2 separate regions of the Homo sapiens genome follow, and region 2 is linked to region 1. Evidence: chromatin contacts called from ENCODE Hi-C or POLR2A ChIA-PET data. All regions are on one chromosome and are shown on one strand. The core of a region is the stretch at or near the end of the contact, and the rest is flanking DNA. Distances in the headings are between cores, read along the strand shown. Region 1 overlaps ROR1 (receptor tyrosine kinase like orphan receptor 1). Region 2 overlaps ROR1 (receptor tyrosine kinase like orphan receptor 1).

Evidence for each region. Hi-C counts contacts between places; a loop is a spot of excess contacts on that map. ChIA-PET counts read pairs that join two places held with the same protein, here RNA polymerase II (POLR2A). Pooled maps may share reads with other maps.
Region 2: a map of ascending aorta shows a loop between it and region 1 (2.3-fold over the local background). The contact joins two enhancer-like sites. A Hi-C loop is called at or near these places in 1 of 168 maps with a recorded cell type or tissue (ascending aorta) and 3 of 50 pooled maps. POLR2A ChIA-PET finds 5 or more read pairs at or near these places in 1 of 52 experiments (Panc1).

Annotation. Positions count from the first base shown.
Region 1 is chr1:64,130,811-64,135,259 of GRCh38, reverse strand. The region is part of intron 4 of ROR1 (receptor tyrosine kinase like orphan receptor 1); the gene reads right to left. Among named protein-coding and RNA genes, the nearest start is that of ROR1-AS1, 21 kb to the right of the region's middle. Within about 2 kb of position 2,084, at least 2 of the 41 ENCODE cell types and tissues checked have a DNase peak (open chromatin) inside an H3K27ac peak, as active enhancers do.
Region 2 is chr1:63,828,563-63,833,011 of GRCh38, reverse strand. The region is part of intron 1 of ROR1 (receptor tyrosine kinase like orphan receptor 1); the gene reads right to left. Among named protein-coding and RNA genes, the nearest start is that of ROR1, 57 kb to the right of the region's middle. Within about 2 kb of position 3,199, at least 6 of the 41 ENCODE cell types and tissues checked have a DNase peak (open chromatin) inside an H3K27ac peak, as active enhancers do.

The DNA.
Region 1 (4,449 bases), core at 835-3,334:
CTCTTTGAATACTTTTTTTCAGAATAAAATGGAATGCAATTCCTTGGCTGCACATTTCTTATCAAAGGCTTAGAACTGCAGGTGTATTAAATTTTTGACTATTCCCAGAATTCCTACTATCCTGTTCAGTCTCCTGGGAGACAGATTTTTTAAAAAAGAACACAAAAAAACCCCAAAACCAGTATGTACTGTTATCTGCTGGGGAGTGGTTCTGTCTTGGCTCCTTATGAGAATCGCCTTGGCAGCACACTGGGAGGCCGAGACGGGTGGATCATCTGAGGTCAGGAGTTCAAGACCAGCCTAGTCAACATGGTGAAACCCCATCTCTACTAAAAATACAAAAATTAGTTGGGTGTGGTGGCAGGTGCCTGTAATCCCAGCTAGTCAGGGGGCTGAGGTAGGAGAATCACTTGAACCCAGGAGGTGGAGGTTGCAGTGAGCCAAGATCATGCCACTTCACTCCAGCCTGGGTGACAGAGTGAGACTCCATCTCAAAAAAAAAAAAAAAAAAGAATGAAAGAATCTCCTTGAGAAGCTTTAGGAAATACGAATGCCCAGGCCCCACCTTAGACCTATTAAATCATAGTCTCTGGGGATGAGGCTTAGGTATCTATGCTTAAAGAAACCTATCAGGTGATTTGAATGTGGTTGAGAACCACAACACTGAAAAAAACCAAACATGTATTAAGTGTCTGCTGCTCTGGGCTGGGTACTGTGTTAGGTGCTTTCTTCAAAGCAGCCCCTGATGAGCTATTATCCTTATTTTACGAGAGAGAAACTCAAATTCAGAGAAGTTAAGTAACTTGCTCAAATTCACAAAGTCAGTCTGTGGTGGAGCTAGGATTTAAACTGAAACTCAAGATGAGGCCACTATCCCATGTTGTTAGATCTGTAACTATGTTCTGCGTTTCAATACTACTCTTAGTTAAATCAGCCTACTCGAGAAAGAGACCTTATAACGAGTCTTGATTCTGTATCAGATACTGCTAAGTTTTATATACTTACAAAACAGATACTAAGTCATTTTATCCCAACAACAATCTTATAAAAAAAGGTAAAGATGTAATTATTCCTGTTCTACAGATGAGAAAAGTGAGACTCAGAAAGCATAGAGAACTTATCCAAAGTTACGCAGCAAGTAGAAGAGCTAGATTTGCTCTAAATAGTGTTTCTAACCACACTCTATAACTTCTTTCCAAGTGGCTTGGCAATGGAGTTTTTGCACTGCTTAGAGGGGCTTTCTGCTGTGGAGAAGCTTTGGTGCATTCTGGGTGGTAAAAGGTTTTCTTTTAAACATAAAGTCAAAAACACATTTCTTTCTTTTCCATTTTTCCCCACTGGCTTTGGCTGGAGGGGAACAAATGCTCCTCCAGCATTAATCAGCTTTATGCTTTTTTCCAGCTCACACTTCTTTCATCATTGATGTCTTCCTGCCTTACTCCATGCTCAGCAAATTAAAAACATGAAGCAAGTGGCAAGGTAGCAAAAGTGCAAGGGCACTTGCAGTGAGCGTGCCCAAGGCTGCATTCAATGGAGAAGAAAAGTGCATTGTGAAAGGGCAAATGGAATTTGGCCATTCATCACAGTGGCTGGCACCAGCGTGCGCCGCTGCCTCACCATGATGTCAAGGTGCAGGGGTGCTTTGTGATGGGAGCTCATGTTTCTCATAAAGGTAATTGAGTTACCATGTTGCCAGCCTCTACAACCTGCCATATTCTCTGCCATGGGATTGGGAAACGCAAATGTGGTCTGTAATCCACCTCCAGGGTCTCCTCCTTCTCCAGGGCAAGGAGCTTATGAAGGATATTTGAAGAGTGCTAAGAGGGATCGTGGAACAGTGCGGCAGCAAAAGGAGTGCCCATCTAGGAACCACTGCAGAGCAAGGAAAGGAAATGCTGTTCTGCAGAGACTTCATAATCTAGTTCTTGCCAGTTTTTCCAGCTTCCTTCCCTGCCAGACAAGCCTACAAGCCTGATGGTATTAGTCATGTGGATGATCTTGCTAGTCTCAAACCACAGGATGCACTTCGATGCGGACATGGCTTGACCCATGCTCATCCTTAGGGCTGGCATGCCCTCCACCCCCTCGTTCTCCTTGTGAATGTTCTCATCTTTCAGACCCAAATGCCCCTACCTTCCCTGGAAAGTTAGTCACTCACTAACCCCACCCATTCCCAGTACTTTCATCAAACCATTCCACAGATTTCCAGTTTCATATACTATTTTATCTGTTTAGCGCCCACCTTACCACTGACAGGCCAATAGAACTAGAAGAGATGAGGAGACTATCCCAGGGTAGCCCACCAAAGTGGACCCTTCTCCATACCAGGAGTATCCTCTAATTGGAAGCGATTTTCTTCCTCATCAGAATATACAGGGCATGGGCAGACATAGCTGAACCGATCGGTACTGACAAATTTGGTCCTAAAATATTCTTTTTGGGGATAATTTCAGTTAAAATGCCTATCTCTCTCTCTTTTTTTTTTTTTTTTTTTTTTTTGAGATGGAGTCTCGCTCCCATTGCGCAGGCTGGAGTGCAGTGGCGCGATCTCAGCTCACTGAAACCTCCACCTCCTGGGTTCAAGCGATTCTCCTTCCTCAGCCTCCTGAGTAGCTGGGATTAGAGGCGTGTGCTACCATGCCTGGCTAATTTTTGTATTTTTAGTAGAGACAGGGTTTCACCATGTTGGCCAGGCTGGTCTTGAACTCCTGACCTCAGATGATCCACCTGCCTTGGCTTCCCAAAGTGCTAGGATTACAGGTGTGAGCCACCACGCCGGGTCTCCTACCTCTTCTTAATGAGAAGAGAATGGATGCAGAGGGACTTTCCTGACTGTAAAATCTCACTTAAACCAAAGAATTGAAAACAGGTACTCAAACACACACTTGTACACAAATGTGCAGAGCAGCACTATTCACAATAGTCCAAAGGTGGGAACAACTCAGGTGTTCATCAACAGATGAATGGATAGACAAAAGGTGGTAGATACATACAATAGACTATATTATTCAGCCATGAAAAATGAATGAGGTACTGAAACAGGTTACGATGTGGGAGAGCCTCAAAAACATGCTAAGTGAAATAAGCTGAACAAAAAGGGCACATATTGTATGATCCCATTTATATGAAATATTTAAAATAGGTAAGTCTTTAGAGAAAAGCAGATCGGTGGTTGCTAGGGGCTGGGGACAGGGAGGAATAAGAAGTAACTGCTTAGCGGGCAAGGAATTTTATTTTGGGATGATGAAAATGTTTTGGAAGTAGACAGATGTGGCGGTTATACAACATTATGAATATACTAACTACTATTGACTTATTCATTTTAATATGGTTAATTCTGGCTGGGTGCAGTGGCTCATGCCTATAATCCCCGCACTTTAGGAGATCAAGGTTGGGAGGATTGCTTGAGGCCTGGAGTTCAAGACCAGCCCGGACAACATAGTGAGACTCTGTGTCTACAAAATTAAAAATGAAAAAATTAGCAGGGCATGGTGGCACACACATGTAGTCCTATCTATTCAGGGGGCTGAGGCAGGAGGATTGCTTGAGTCCAGGAGTTTGAGGCTGTAGTTAGCCATGATCACATCACTGCACTCCAGCCTGGGTGACAGAGCAAGACCATCTCTTTAAAACATAACGATAACAAAATAAATAATAAAATAAAATGGTGAACTCTATGTTATGTGAATTCCACCTTAATTAAAAAAAAAATATCATTTACACAAGGGCCAAGGTAGAGGGACCTTGGGAGAGGGCCAATGGTTGCAAATTCAGGCCTCAAGGTGGGGGAGGTCGTGGGGGTAGCTTTGTAAGTCACTTCCAAGCAGACTAAACTGATATAAGCATGAGCAGTTTACTCAGTATCAGCAGGTTCTTTTGTTCTGATTCTCATGGCTCTTCAAATGGAATGCCGGGGACAGTGACTTGGCAATCCCACAGCATGGCAGCCTCATAGGGACAGAGAGCAGTGAAATAAATAGCCCAACACCTCTGACCTCTGAATTTATCCCCCCAGCCCCTTTCATACACCCTGTTTTGAGCCATGGAGAGGAAATCACATCAAGATGGCTGCCCCTAAAACCCTTGAAGGAAAGTCATCACACAGCTCAAAGAGATGGACGGTCCATAGGTTTGCTCAGTGAGCAGTTTATTAAAGTGGGAGTTATTTTCTGTCATATGGATAGCAATTTCTCTTTACCCAAGCAAACACAACTTACTAATGCTTTCCCAAAAGACCATCATGGCCATGAATAAATGGAAAACATCCCTTTTTAAAACTTGTGAATCGGGCCACCTATTAGCAGATCTGGTTAAAAGCATGGCCACATAATGGCTCTAGTAACCTCGAGCTGAGTGTGAAGCTTCCCACTTCAGAGGCAGCGTTCTTCTCCCTTGGGAGGGGCAAACAGATCTCTCAAGGTAAAATTAGCCCTGGCTTTTAATAAAAAT
Region 2 (4,449 bases), core at 1,950-4,449, 300 kb after region 1:
GGCATTGTAAGGGTTACAGCTTATGGGTTATTGTGAAGTGGTGGGTGGGGGGCTGGTTATCAGAAAATGGACAGAAAGTTGTAATGGCAGATGTGGATGAGTGTAACTCGAGTGTAACTCAACACACCTGGTGAACTGAGGAGCTGGTAGATGTTTCAGGTGTGTGTGTTTGTATATTGCCATGCATCTCACTTTAGCTGAGTGCCGTCTTCTGAGTCCACCTAGTACTTTTCGTGGATAAAACTGACTATGTAAGTAAACATAAAATTTGCATTATTCTCAAATTTTTCTGAATACATCAATCAGCTTTGAAAAAATGTGTGTGTTTTCAAAACAACTGTTATAGCAGCACTGACTGTGCTTTATCTCATTGAATCCTAGCAACACTGAAAAATCAGTAGTACTAATTCCATGTTCCAGAAAAGGAAACAGAGGTTCAGGGAAGTTAAGTGATTCCCAAAGCCACATCACTGGTTGATACGGTTTGGCTCTGTGTCCCCACCCAAATCTCATCTCGAATTGTAATCCCCACATGTCAAGGGAGGAGACTGCTTCTCCTTCACCTTCCACCATAATTGTAAGTTTCCTGAGGCCTCCCCACCCATGCAGAACTGTGAGTCAATTAAACCTCTTTTGCTTATACATTACCCAGTCTCAGGCAGTTCTTTATAACAGTGTGAAAACAGACTAACACAGAAAATTGGTCCTGATAGAAGTGGGGCATTGCTATAGAGATATCTGAAAATGTGGAAGTGATTTAGGAACTGGGTAACGGGCAGAGAATAAAAAAATTTGAAGGGCTCAGAAGAAGACAGGAAGATGTGGGAAAGTTTGGAACTTCCTAGAGACTTGTTTAATGATTTTTACCAAAATGCTCATTGTGATATGGACAATGAGGTCCAGTCTGAGGTGGTCTCAGGTGGAAATGAGGAACTTATTATGAACTGGAGCAAAGGTCACTCTTCCTATGCTTTAGCAAAGAGACCGGTGGCATTTTGCCCCTGCTCTAGAGATCTGTGTAACCTTAAACTTGAGAGAGATGGTTTGGATATCTGGCAGAAGAAATTTCCAAGCAGCAAAGCATTCAAGATGTGACCTGGCTTTTTCTGAAAGCATACAGTCATAGACATTCACAGACAGATGGTCTGAAATTGGGATTTATGTTTAAAAGGGAAGCAGAGTAGAAAAGTTTAGAACACCTGTAGCCTGACCATGTTGTAGAAAAGAAAAATCTATTTTCTGGGGAGAAATTCAAGCTACCAGCTGCAGAAATTTGCATAAATAAAGAGAAGCTGAATGTTGATAGCCAAGACAATGGGGAAAATGTCTCCAGGGCAATTCAGAGATCTTCATGGCAGCCCCTCCCATCACAGGCCCAGAGGCCTAGAAGGGAAAACTGGTTTTGTGGGCCAGGGGTCCCTCCTGCACTCCCTGTTCTGTGCAGCCTCAGGACATGGCACCTTGAGTCTCAGCCACTCCAGTTCCAGCCATGGCTAAAAGGGGCCAAAGTACAGCTCAGGCATTGCTTCAGAGGGTGGGAGCCCCAAGCCTTGGCAGCTTCCACCTGGTGTTGGGCCTGCGAGTGCACATAAGACAAAAGTTGAGCTTCAGAAGCCTTTGCCTAGATTTCAGAGGATCTATGGAAATGTCTGGATGTCCAGGAAGACGTCTGCTGCAGGAGTGGAGTCCTCATGGAGAACCTCTACTAGGGCAGGCAGAGGGGGAAAATGGAGTTGGAGCCCCCACACAGAGTCCCCACTGGGAAACTGCCTAGTAGAGCTGAGAGAAGAGGGCCACCAGCCTCTAGATCCCAGAATGGTAGATCCACTGGTAGCTTGCACTGTGCACCTGGAAAAGGTGCAGGCACTCAATGCCAGCCCATGAAAGCAGCTGTGTGTCAGGGGTGCTGTATCCTGCAGAGCCATAGGGGCAGAGCTTCCCAAGGCCTTGGGAGCCCACCTCTTGCATCAGCATGCCCTGGATGTGAGACATAGAGTCAAAGGAGATTATTTTGGAGCTTTAAGATTTAATGGCTGCCCTGCTGCGTTTTGGACTTGGTGCAGGGCCTGCAGCCCCTTTGTTTTGACCAATTTCTCCTATTCGGAATGGGAACATTTACCAAATTCCTGTATCCCCATTGTATCTTGGAAGTAATTAACTTGCTTGTGATTTTACAGGCTCATAGGTGGAAAGAACTTGCCTTGTCTCAGATGAGACTTTGGACTTGGACTTTTGGGTTAATGCTGGAATGAGTTAAGACTTTGGGGGACTGTTGGGAAGGCACGATTAGCTTTTAAATGTGAAAAAGACATGAGCTTTGAAAGGGGCCAGGAGTAAAATGATATGGTTTGGTTCTGTGTCCCCACCCAAATCTCATCCCAAATTGTAATCCCCACATGTCAAGGGAGGGACCTGGTGGGAGGTGATTGGATCATGGGGGTGCTTTCCCCCATGCTGTTCTCACGATAGTGGTTGTTTTAAACCAACAAGATCTGATGGTTTAAAAGTGGCACTTCTCTCTTAGCACTCTCTCTCTCCTCCTCTGCCATGTAAGACATGCCTCGCTTCCCCTTCACCTTCTGCCATGATTTTAAGTTTCCTGAGACCCCCCAGCCATGCAGAAGTCTGAGTCAATTAAACCTCTTTTGTGTTTATAAATTACCCAGTCTCGGGTAGTTCTTTATAGCAGTGTAAGGTGCAAAGCAAGAATATGGCCAAGGTCTACCCAGCCTCTTCTCCACCACCTTATGCCCTATTGTTACCACTTTCTTTTACTTTGGCAACCAGTGCTGGGTAGGAGGTACTGTGACACTCTCTGGGACTTAAAAGCAGATTCAAAACTGCTCTGACTCCTCCACTCCTGCTTTAATTGTCTGCCCCACAGTGGCGTAAAAGTTAATGCAAACATATATGTCTCTAGCGTTACCCATGTCCCTTCCCTCAAGTATGAGCTACGGCCTCAAAGATAATTAAGTTTTTATGAAGGTTTTTTTTTTTGGCCTCATTGCTATGATATTCACCAGTCAGATTCAAACAGAATTTAAGCTAATTTCATGGAGCTTAAGGATTTACTTTCTGGAAGGCCCTTTCACTGTTTTCACAACCTCCCTTCCTGGGAGCTTGTGTTCAAGTTCCTTGGCGAGGAAATAAGCTGTCTTACTCCATAAAATGACTGTTGAAAATGAAAGTCAGACCAAGTCACTCCTTTCTTGGAAGACTTCCATGGCTCCACACTGTCCTTAGGATCAAGTCCAAGCTCCCCAGCATGGCCTGCAAAGCGCTCCTTGATCTGTCCCCAGACTATATCACGAGCCACATCCCTATCCACTTATCTGTCCCCACACTGGATATTCCAGAAAGATTGAATTACTTTCAGTTCCACCAGTACTCTATGGTTCTGCACTTCCAGACTCTGTACATTATTCCTCCTACCTGCAATACTCTCCATGCCATCAATTACATCACACTCCCTTCGCCTGTTGAATGCCCATTCCATCCCCAGATCTCAGCTTCTATGTTCCTTCCTCCTGGAAGCCTTCCAGGGTCCTGTCCCCACATCTGAATTAGGAATCCCTCGTGACGGTGCTCCCATAGCACGCTGCACATTCCCTATCACACTATCCCTATCACCCGCATTCCCACTTTGGTGAAATTACTTATTTGTCCAATTATTAAGCTCTGTGAAGGCAGGAACTGCATCTGGTTGATTAAATGAATAAATAAGTGAATACATTTGCATAACACATAGCATAAAAGAGCTTTCATGTGCAACATCTCATCTGACCCACATATGCCATATGAAACAAATGGGGAATCAAACAAAGGATCCAAGGGAGCAAATGCATTAGCTATTACCACACAGCCAGTACGTGGCGGAACATCCAAGTAAATTATAGCAACTATGTTCTAGGCACTAGGTATACAGCAATAACCAAATCAGACAGAAACACCTGTCCTGGTGGAGCTCACATTCCCAAATAAATAAGTCAATATATCAGTACATCAATATATCAGTTTATCAGATGGCGATGATATGATGGAAAAATAAAGAAAGAAAGGAAGGAGATAGTTAGGGCCTCACTGAGATGGTATAATCTGAACAAAGACCCAGAAGAGGAGAGGGAGTGATCCCTGCTGGTCTGTGGTCTCCAAAGTGCTGAAGCAGGAGTAGCCTGGCAAGTTCAAGGAGGAGCAGCAAGGACAGGACAGCTGGAGAGGAACAGCTGCATCTTGGAGAGGAGAATAGTAGCTAATATTTCCTGAACACCTACTATGTGCCAGGGGAATAGAGTAAAAAACCAGAAAGACAAATTCTGTTTTTACAGACCTTACAATCTAGTTGCTTAGGTTTAAATATGCTGGAATCAAATAACATGCTCTGAAATAAACCATGCATGTAAAGGTCAGTTCACTCCTTAGCCTATCAGGAGGATGTTGATCAACTGAAAA